2 separate regions of the Homo sapiens genome follow, and region 2 is linked to region 1. A link is a contact called in ENCODE Hi-C or POLR2A ChIA-PET data. All regions are on one chromosome and are shown on one strand. Each heading gives the region's core, a stretch centred on a gene start or an enhancer-like site at or near the end of the contact. The rest is flanking DNA. Distances are from core to core; before and after follow the strand shown.

Region 1 (5,627 bases), core at 1,408-3,907:
GTTTTGGTGACTTATTGTGGCAGTTTTCAAAGCAGGATAACATACCGCTGGGTTCACTCAAAGACTTTCTAAAGAGTACAGATCCATGCATAATGTTCAGGGAATCAATTTCCAGATCTTCAACTTCCACATATATTCCTTCCTAAAACTGACCTGAGACTCCTTTCCTACCTCCCTTTGCACAATCATCCTTTGAAAGAAAGGTCTCCTGTTATCCTAAGTGAAGTAACTCATGAATGGAAAACTAAACATTCTATGTTCTCACTTCTAAGTGGGAGCTAAGCTATAAGGATGCAAAGGCATAAAAGAATGATACAATGGATTCTGGGGAGTCAGGGGGGAAAGGGTAGGACGGGGTGAGGGACAAAAGGCTACACATTGGGTACAGTGTAAACTGCTTGGGTGATGGATGCACCAAAATCTCAGAAATCACCAGTAATGAACTTATTCATGTAATCAAACACCACCTGTTCTCCAAAGACCTATAGGAAATAAAAATAAAATTAAATTAAAAAAAGATCTCTTTACAAAAGGCACACTTTTACCCATTCTTAATCTTACCCTGGTACACTGCACCAAAGTGTAAAAACCTCTAGAGTACCAAATACAAGGATAATTCAACTCTTCCACCAACCGAGGTTCCATAAACACCCCCAGTCTTCTCATTAATAAATTTCTGGCTGAGTGCAGTGGCTCACGCCTGTAATCCCATCACTTTGGGAGGCGAAGTGCAGGAGGATCCCTTGAAGCCAGGATTTCGAGACTTGCCTGGGCAACAGAGACCCTTTCTCTACAAAAAAATTTTAAAAATTAGTCATGCATGGTGGCATGAGCCTGTAGTCCCAGCTGCTTAGAAGGCTGAGGCAGAAGATCACTTGAGCCCAGGAGTTCCAGGCTGCAGTGAGCTATGATTGTGCCATTGCACTTGCTCCAGTCTGGGTGACAGAGCAAGACTCCATCTCTTAAAAAAATAAAATTAAAAAAATAAACTTCTAACACAAATTTACCTTTAAATTTTAATAATGTTTATCATACTTTTTATATTTTCATCTAGTGTTCTAATAATAATTTCAATAATAACTCCATCCAGACAAAAAATTTAATACTTGGAGCTGTTGAATACAATGAGTTCTAAATTTCTCTTCAAAGAATCAGTATGTCAGTATGCTCGGTTCTTTGCGCTCTAAAGTCTAGCTTCCTCGTTCTCCTCGCCTCTAGTTTCAGTAAACAACCTTTTCCACCAGTTCTAATCAGTAGTTCACCTCTATTCCTCTGGTCACCTGCTCCATCCTGAGTCACCCCTGGTCACCTGCTCTGACCTGAATCATCCTGAGTCACCTGTTCTGTAACCACCCTTCCTGCCAAATTATTCACCCCGCCACTTGAGCTCGTACGCCTGCTCTTTAAAATAGCCAGTCGGAATTAGCTTAGACTGTGCGGTCCAACCCTAGCCAGTAGGGGAAAGACACAGCAGTAGAGGCTACCTGCATCAGGAATAAGAACCCCTTCCCCTCCCCTGTTCAGGTGTGCCGTTGCCATTGCTTCATCCGCGAGTCGCACCCTTCTATAGAGGTAAAATTGCCTTGCTGAGAAAATTCTTTGAGCGCTAGTTCTTCTTTTTGGCACCAAAGAACCAGCATTTGTTTCTAAGAGAGCCTTATTGTCAAAGGAAATTAAGAAAAAGCATTACACTTATTCATACATGTGCATATATGTACATATACATATTGCAGAAAAGTATGATAGGGTGAGCAAAAAAAAAAAAAAAACCCTCAAGCAAAACAATGGGGTAATTCGGTGGGAAAAGTGAAATGAAAATCAAATTCAAAGAGGAAAAGAAATGAGTAAAATTTCCCATTGTTGAAGAGTTTTATTTTAAATGAAGATGGTGGATGTTAAATCACTACCCTATTTATATTCCATTGCATAAATCTCAGAGTGACTTAATATTTTCATTTATAAATATCAATATTTTCAACAAGCCAGACATTACAAACTTGGCAACTACTTAAACTTAGGATGAAACAAAAATTAGATAACAATTTCATTCTTTTAAGAGCTACAAAGAGGTCTAAAAAAAGGTTTGACCTCTGAAAAATTAACCTTAAACCATCTAAGTGTCCTTCCTAAAACTCAAGTCAAGCCCAGGTAGCTTCAGTGGCAAGCAACGAGACCACTAGTTAAAAGACCCTCTTCTTTTCCTACCCAACTTCAACATTCCCCCGTGCCGCTTACTCCCGCACCCAGCAGCCGCCCACTTCTGGTCCTCAGCAGTCCCCTGACCCCTCCTCTCCCGCTCCCCCACTTCCCTCCCCATTCCCGTACTTCCGCCCGTCCAAGTCCTCGGGCGCATGCGCGTTTCGCCTCCCTCCCCGCCGCCGCTGCTGTGTCATGGCGGAGCGGAAGTCCCAGCCACAACGGGAAAAGGCATACTTTAGGTGGGAGGCGCTTCTCACAGCTTTCTCCCCTTCCTCCCATAACCTTTTTGATCTCCCACCGTAGAGGGGCCTCCTACCCTGCACTCTTCCGAACACCTCGTAGTCCACGGATTTGAGTGACTGGGCGGTAGACATGGCGGCGGCGAGCCCTCTGTTGAGGAGCCGGAGAGGGGCTCGGGGCGCAGCGACTGCGGCGGCTGCGAGAGGGAGGGGACACATGGGACTGCTTGGCGCACCCCGCGCCTGTCACCGGTCCCGGACGCTAGCGCGCCGGGGTCACGCGTCGGAAGCGGCAAATGAGACTGCGGGGCCTGGGAGCGAGGGCAGCCGGGGACGCCAGGAGGGAAGAGGCCGCTGGGCCCCAGGCATCCTAGGCCTCTCTTCCCGGACTGGGGAGGATGCTGTCTCCACAGCGCTCCCTACCATTTAATTGATCAAGGTACTCTGTTCTCAAAGTTAGTAAATAAAAGCCGGATGCTGTGCCCAAAAAAAGAGTGGCTTCCCCCAGCTTTATTAAAGTGTAATTGACAAATAAAAGTTGGGTATATTTGTGGTGTACAAGGTGATGTTTTGACATATGTATGCATTGTGAAATGATTACATCAATGAAATTAACGTATCCATTGCACCATTTTTTAATGAAGAGAACATTTAAGATCTACTCTCATCAATTTTTAAGGACACAATACATTTATCGCAGTCACCATGTTAGACAACAGATCTTCAGAACTTATTATTCACACTAACTGAAACTTTGTACCCTTTGACCAATATCTCCCCATTTCCAACCCCTTTCATCCCCCATCCCAGGTCCCCCACCCCACTCCATCCCAGCAAGATTGGCTTTTGAAATCAAGGGCCTGCGTGTTTAGTGTTTTGAGAGTTAGTAAATTATTTATGAAATGTTTAGGTGACTACCAAGCCAGCTTTTAAGATAAGGTCTGCAACATCTTGAGCTCTTCTGTACAGTCAGGAAGGAATTGAGCCTGAACTCGTATTCTAAACGGATTGTGATATTTTCTGGGATAAGAAACTTTTTAAAAATATGAAGTCTTTTATGCTAGTGGAAACAGACAAAAGAAAAACACTGTAGTCATCTTGTCTGCTGTTCATACAGTTTTTTTGGTGTGGGTTTGTTGCTGTTGTTTTGAGACGGAGTTTCGCTCTTGTCTCCCAGACTGGAGTGCAGTAGTGCAATCTCAGCTCACAGCAGCCTCCACCTCCCAGGTTCAAGAAATTGTCCTGCCTCAGCCTTCCAAGTAGCTGGGATTACAGGCATGCGCCACCTCACCCAGCTAATTTTTGTATTTTTAGTGGAGACGGGGTTTCACCATGTTGTCCAGGCTAGTCTCAAACTCCTGACCTCAGGTGATCCACCTGCCTCGGCCTCCCAAAGTGCTGGGATTACAGGTGTGAGCCACCACACCCGACCTTTTTTTTTTTTTTTTTTTTTGATTGTCTTGATTATTCTCAGCAACATCCCAATTGCCTAGAAGGTTAAGGCTGAATTTTATTTCCTGGTGAGCTATTACCAAGTTTTAATATAAAACCATCCACCACTCCAAAGGATCTGGATACAGCTATTGATAATCTGCCACCTTCTAGAATTCCAAATCTGTTTACTTGTGAGAATTTGCATTTCTCTATTTGTTGGCCTCAATACCTTGGCATATTTCTCTGCATCTGGCCACACAGTTAAAATAATCCACTGCAATCTGATTCAATATACTGTGCCAATTCTATTAGAGAACACCAAAAATCATCCAAAACTTGGTTAGAATATGGTTAAATCATTTTTAAAGTAAAATATATTCTGGAAATGCTAGTGCAGTTAATTTATGTAGTGAAGGTCTTAGTTTATTGCAGAGACCTCGTAACTTAACTCTTCCATCTCCCAGTTCATTCCATGCAGACTCTAGAATCAACATAAATTTTAAATCATTCTTCTTAATACGTTCAAAATAGAACCTAAGGTCTTCAGCCTCCACTACCTGCTTATGCAAATCCTGCATTTAAACTATAGTCAAGACACTCTCGGTTATTCTGCTCTCTCAGTACAGAGGTTTAAAACAAAGAACCTCTTCTCTTGGGTCTACTCTATCTGGAATGCCTCCCCCTTCTCCAAAATCTTCCTCTATCCCGCTCAGTCATCTCTGCGAGTGGTTACCAGATTTTATCCTAGTTATTTAGTGTGCCTTCCCCACTAGTACAGTCAGCCATCCATATTAGCAGGTTCTGCATCCATAGATTCAACCAACCTCAAACAGAATTTTTTTTTTTAAGTATCTTGGCCTGCACGGTGGCTCACACCTGTAATCCCAACATGTTGGGAGGCCAAGGCTGGCGAACAGCTTGAGCCCAGGAGTTAGAGATGACCAGCCTGGACAATACAGTGAAGCCCCGCCTCTATAAAAAATACAAAAATTACCTGGCTGTGGTGGCCTGTGCCTGTAGTCCCAGCTACTTGGGAGGCTGAGGTGGGAGTAGGATCACTTTTGCCCAGGAGGCAGAGGTTGCAGTGAACCGAGATGGGGCCACTGCACTCCAGCCTGGGTGACAGAGCGAGACCCTGTCTCCAAAAAAAAAAAAAAAAGTCATCTCTACTGAACTCATGCAGACTCTTGTTTCTTGTCATCATTCCCTGAACAATACAGTATAATAGCATTTACATCGCATTAGGTATTTTAAATAATCTAGAGATGACTTAAAACATACAGGACAATATGTGTATGTATGTTTCTATTAGGAACTTGAACATTCCAGGATTTTTATATCCAAGGGGATTCCTGGAACCAATCCCCTGCAGATAACAACGGACAACTATAGCATAGCTTCTAAGTAGTCACTGACTGGGAAGGTTGACATTTTCCTTTTCTTAATCTTTGACTTTTCTCCACATTTACCCAAGAGTACCCCTGCCAATTATTAGGTAGGTTTATTTGAATTTTAGAAGTGCTATAGCAACAATTGACATTTGCTTAGCTGAAAAATTTGCTGTGTCTGCCAGCAGTCTAACATTAGCAAACGGAAATTTTTATGTACCATTTCGGCATGGATTGCCAATAATATGTGATTCTAAGTCTTTAGAAAATGTACGCAAATGTTTCTAATATATGTTTTAAGTAATTATAGTATGAATGCAACTTTTATTCTTCTTTTCCATGTTGTAGTCTTTCCAATGAATATTTT
Region 2 (5,627 bases), core at 2,067-4,566, 930 kb before region 1:
GTGGTATCTGAAAACTTTAATCTTCTACTTCTGATGAGGTATTTTCTTTTCTTTGTTTCTTTTTTTTTTTGTTTTTTTTTGAGATGGAGTTTCGCTCTTTTCACCCAGGCTGTAGTGCAATGGCATGATCTTGGCTCACTGCAACCCCTGCCTCTCAGGTCCAAGCAATTCTCCTGCCTCAGCCTCCCAAGTAGCTGGGGTTACAGGTGTGCACCACCATGCCCTGCTAATTTGGTATTTTTAGTAGAGATGGGGTTTCACCATGTTGGCCAGGCTGGTCTCAAACTCCTGACCTCAAGAGATCTACCCGCCTCAGCCACCCAAAGTGCGGGGATTATAGGCATGAGTCACGGTGCCCGTCTGATAAGCTATTTTCAAATATAAATTATTGAATAATTATTTTAAAACTATTATTAGTATCTAGAATGTGCATTTTTCTTTTAACTGGTTCAAATGTCCACCAGAATTTTGTTAGTGATAGTGATATTTACATCTAGTTACAACAATGTATAACTAGCTTTACTTTTAATTGTGGTAGAGCAGCAACAGCCTCCTTTCTTTTTGCTTTGTTGATCATTCTATGAAAGCTGGGCAAACTCTTTACTCATCTATCTATCAAATACTTATTTTTTTAGAAGTCACTGAGATTAATAAAATTTATTTTTATTCTGCACCAGATAGTGCTTATATTATTGCATCAATATTAACTGCTATTTCCTATTAAAATTGTAAATCTACTATTTATAATTATTCTTTTGTGAAACTTTGATTAAAGATACTCCTTTGAGACTATTTTAGTAGTAGTAGGTACAGGGATATATGAATGCAGAAATATCATATAAACAACTTGCAAATAACGTAAGTCCTGTTTATATTAGACATACATAAAGGCCCTGTGAAACTTATCATTAAGGAATTTCAGAACAGTCATAGTGGGAAAAGCATGCGGGGAAGACTGCTGATAGCTAAACTGTGACAATAGAAAAGGTCGTATCATAAAATACTGTTAGTATATTTTTGTATGTTTATGCAATTGGTTGAAAATCAGGCAAATTTTTTATAATTTTTGATAAATATTTGACAAAGACTTCAAATATGTCTCTTGTAGTCACCATTGTAGAAATTTGTTTTGTTTAAATTCATTTGGCATTAACTTCCCGCCCCAAAATTCTACATCAATACATCTCTCTTCCTACTCTTCCCAACCCCTCCAAAAAATAACACCAAACTCAAAGCAAGTCACAAACGTTTTGCACAAATAAAGCCAGTTCTCCGTGGAATTAATGTGATAGGTCTTGAATATATTGTTGATAATTAACCCAATCAAGTAACATTGCCAGGAAATCTTTATTCTTTTCCTTTTTTAAAGGTTCATAAACTTTATTTCTTAGAGCAGTTTTAGGTTTACAGAAAAGTTGAACAGGAAGTACAGAGTTCCCATACACTCTCACTCCTGCCCCCTAACCACAGTTTCCTCTATTATTATTAACATAACGCATTGAGGTGGTACATTTGTTACAACTGATGAACTGATATTGATATATCATTAACTAAAGTCAATAGTCTACATTAGGGTTCACTCTTTCTGTTGTATAGTCCTGTGGGTTTTGTCAAATGCATAATGTTATGTATCCACCATTACAGGATAATACAGAACAGTTTCACTGCCCCCAAAATCTTCTGTGTTCCACCTATTTATCCCTCCCTCCAACTCTTACTTTTCTTTTTTAATACCCAAATTAAGCCACAGTAATATAAATTAGTTGGAGCTAAGAATTTGCCAGTGATTCCCCATGGCAATCAAACTTTCTTAATTATTAATCTAGACTAGCACTGTCCAAAAGAAATATAATGTGAGCCATTATGTATTTAAAAAACTCTAGAAGCTGCTTTAAAAGGAACAAGTAAAATTAATTTAATAATATTATACTTATCCCAATATATCCAAAATATCAATTTCAACATTCAGTCAACAGGAAAGCTGAGATATTTTACATTTCGGAGGTACTAATTCTTGAAATCCAGTGCGCATTTTACACTTACAGCACATCTAATTTCAGCCTAGCTACATACATTCCGAGTGTTCAATCAGTAGCCACAAGTAGCCAGTACCTGTCAGGTACAGCACAGATTTAGACTTTGAGCAACTTGAAAGCAGGTTATCCTCTTCTCTCCAGGGCCTCCAGAGTAGGCATGCAGTGAATATTTTTGAAAGGTAAATCAGAAAGATAAAAGGATCCTGATTCTTACAAAGATGTTCTGCAACTACTCTCTTTAAACTCTCCAGCCTCATAAAAAGTGGAATGGGGATCATGCTTATTCCTGCATATCAAACCAATGACTATGGGGCTTCCTGACTCCCAGAAAGCCTGAATCATCCGAAATGTTGACTCATGAACCTAAGGTGACTGAAATGTAACGTGAACCAAATTAGCTTTCCAAGGCATCTTTGTATTTCCACTTTCCTGTCTCCCCGCTGCCTCTCTCTTTGGGTGACTCACTCTCTTACCATGTAAGAGTCCAGCAGGCAAGGCCCCAAACTCTCTTTGGAAGAAGAGCAGACTTTCAAATGGTCGGCCCCAGATCCCTAGTTAATTCAGCACAGCTGTTTTCCTCCCAATTTCGGGGGCTGCGGTTTAGACTGAGTGAGCCTAACTGTCAAAAAACAATTTTTTTCTTATTTTAGGGTGGTAGTAGTAGTGATGTAGTTTGGAACTTTGAGTGAACAAATAATCTTTTATTTCAAAAATCTTTAAAAATCCTTAGGGCCCACTTCCCAGTCCCGCTAATACCTTTCTCCAGTCGGGTTTCTTCCTTTCCCGGGAGGAAAGTTTCCACTCTCAGTTCCCCCAGGATAACGCCCTTCCGGTGGCGCGCCAGAAACCGCGCCGACCCCTCCCAGCCAGCAGCCCGCCCCCTTTCCCAGTGCTCTAACGACATACGGACGCCAGCTGCGGGCAAGGCCAAGACCCCACCCCAACTCACGGTTACCCAAAGTGGGGGTGGAGCTCCCAGCTCTCAGCCCCGCCCATTGAACGCAATCCCAGCCGGTAAGAGAGAGGAAGTGCCGTAGTCCCCACCCACTTTCATCTCCTTCCCTTTCTGTTGGCCCGGCTGGTCGCCTATCTTCTCGATCCTGTAGCCGATTGGCTCTCTCCCTCCCGCGCCAGTCCCTGCCCTCCCCTGGGGAGGGTGAGTCACGCCAAACTGGGCGGAGAGTCCGCTGGCCTCACTCCTAGCTCATCTGGGCGGCGGCGGCAAGTGGGGACAGGGCGGGTGGCGCATCACCGGCGCGGAGGCAGGAGGAGCAGTCTCATTGTTCCGGGAGCCGTCACCACAGTAGGTCCCTCGGCTCAGTCGGCCCAGCCCCTCTCAGTCCTCCCCAACCCCCACAACCGCCCGCGGCTCTGAGACGCGGCCCCGGCGGCGGCGGCAGCAGCTGCAGCATCATCTCCACCCTCCAGCCATGGAAGACCTGGACCAGTCTCCTCTGGTCTCGTCCTCGGACAGCCCACCCCGGCCGCAGCCCGCGTTCAAGTACCAGTTCGTGAGGGAGCCCGAGGACGAGGAGGAAGAAGAGGAGGAGGAAGAGGAGGACGAGGACGAAGACCTGGAGGAGCTGGAGGTGCTGGAGAGGAAGCCCGCCGCCGGGCTGTCCGCGGCCCCAGTGCCCACCGCCCCTGCCGCCGGCGCGCCCCTGATGGACTTCGGAAATGACTTCGTGCCGCCGGCGCCCCGGGGACCCCTGCCGGCCGCTCCCCCCGTCGCCCCGGAGCGGCAGCCGTCTTGGGACCCGAGCCCGGTGTCGTCGACCGTGCCCGCGCCATCCCCGCTGTCTGCTGCCGCAGTCTCGCCCTCCAAGCTCCCTGAGGACGACGAGCCTCCGGCCCGGCCTCCCCCTCCTCCCCCGGCCAGCGTGAGCCCCCAGGCAGAGCCCGTGTGGACCCCGCCAGCCCCGGCTCCCGCCGCGCCCCCCTCCACCCCGGCCGCGCCCAAGCGCAGGGGCTCCTCGGGCTCAGTGGGTGAGTGCCGCGACCTCTCGCTTCGCGCCGCCCCTCGCGCCCCTCCCTCTTTTGTGTGCAGCCCCAGATGCTTTGGGCTGGTCCCTCCTCTCCGCCCCGAGGGCGCTTTGTCTGCGGACTTCGGGGCGATGGCGCCCCGTCTGGTTGGAAGCGCGGGGAGAAGGGTGGGGCGGCCCTTGGAGCCCGGGTTTGTTCTTATTGTCCGTCTTGGTTTCGGGGAACACGTGCACCGCTCCCGGCTCCCACTTTCACCCTGTGTGATGCCCAGCGTACGGATTCTCGGAAGTTAGGCACCCACCCGTAGTAGGAGCCGGGTATATACCCGAGAGCCAGGGTTGTGGATTTATCGGGTTGGTTGGGCTTCGAGGTGAGGAAGGAAAGGCCTTGGCACCCAGATATTTTTAGGAGGTGCTTTTGTCTACCCGTCTGGGTTGCTCCTTTGGAAAAGGTGCAGTTTTGCTGCGGGTCTGTTGGCCTGCATTCTGCCCCGGGCTCCCTCCTCACCTCCTGGCTGGCGTGGGTGGCCCCTTTGCGCTTCCCCTCCCCCTCCTCCTGTGCTCGTGGGGAGCTGGCCGAGTGGAAAACGTCCACATTGACCCAACCGCAGTGAAGGGAGAGCGCCTCCAGTGGTGTGGTGCGTGGAGAAATGGGAAGGAGAGAGTTCTGGTAAAGTCCTGCCACCGCCCAGCTCCCCGGGGTGTGATGTGGACTGCTCCCCACCAGCTAAACCGAGCCAGGGAAAGGGGATCTAGGCATTGTGTTCGAGGGGGCGTAGTTCTGCCGGGGTTTCAGCTGCAGGGTCGGAGGAATTGCTGTTAGTGTGGACTTGGCCCAGCCTCTTAGTGCATCATAATTGAATCTTACAGAAAAAAATAAAAGGCAAAATGGTTGACATTCCTAAAGAAGGGAAAACCTGTGGATTCCTTGCCAGGAATTGGCTAATTGAACTCGTGGCAGATTTACCATGAGACACAGAGAAATGTTTTGAGACAGACATTTTCATATATATTGGTTAGAAATACTGTTTTTCAGAAGGATATGTTTTAGGTTACAGAATCAAAATACGGTCACGTGCCTCATAACGACGTTTAGGTCAAGGACAGACCGCATTTGCAACGGTGGCTCCATAAGGTTGTAATGGAGCTGAAAAATTCCTGCCGCCTAGCGACGTCTTGATCTTGACCCTGTGTAGGCCTAGGGTAATGCGTTTGTATCTTAGTTTTTAACAAAAGTTAAAAAAAAAATAGAAAAAAGCTTATAGAATAAGAATATAAAATTTCTTTTCTATAGCTTTAAAATGTGTTTGTGTTTTAAGTTAAACGTTATTACAAAAGAGCCAAAAAGTTTATAAAATAGAAAAGATACAGTAAGCTAAGGTTGATTTATTATTGAAAAAATATATCTAAAGATAAATTTAGTGTAGCCTAACCGTAGAGTGTCTGTAAGTTGTACAGTAGTACATGGTAATGTCCTAGGCCTTCACATTCACTCACTACTCACGTCCACAGCAGCTTCCAGGCTGGCAAGCTCTGTTCATGGCCAGTGCCCTGCACACGTGTGCCATCTTTTAATCCTTTGTACAGTGTTATTTTAGGTATGTTTAGA

The links. Hi-C counts contacts between places; a loop is a spot of excess contacts on that map. ChIA-PET counts read pairs that join two places held with the same protein, here RNA polymerase II (POLR2A). Pooled maps may share reads with other maps.
Region 2: a map of CD8-positive, alpha-beta T cell shows a loop between it and region 1 (12-fold over the local background). The contact joins the promoter of RTN4 here to the promoter of ACYP2 in region 1. A Hi-C loop is called at or near these places in 5 of 168 maps with a recorded cell type or tissue (B cell, CD4-positive, alpha-beta memory T cell, CD8-positive, alpha-beta T cell and 1 more), 7 of 37 single-sample maps with no recorded cell type and 25 of 50 pooled maps. POLR2A ChIA-PET finds 5 or more read pairs at or near these places in 3 of 52 experiments (PC-3, activated T-cell and naive thymus-derived CD8-positive, alpha-beta T cell).

What each region holds. Positions count from the first base shown.
Region 1 is chr2:54,112,645-54,118,271 of GRCh38, reverse strand. ACYP2 (acylphosphatase 2) reads right to left here and starts at 2,657. Exons shown (of 4, transcript NM_138448.4): 1 at 2,516-2,657. The coding sequence starts at 2,573. RefSeq lists silencers at 2,209-2,268, 2,759-2,828.
Region 2 is chr2:55,048,140-55,053,766 of GRCh38, reverse strand. RTN4 (reticulon 4) reads left to right here and starts at 3,316. Exons shown (of 9, transcript NM_020532.5): 1 at 3,316-4,022. The coding sequence starts at 3,467. RefSeq lists enhancers at 3,486-3,535, 3,498-4,310 and silencers at 3,676-3,735, 3,876-3,995.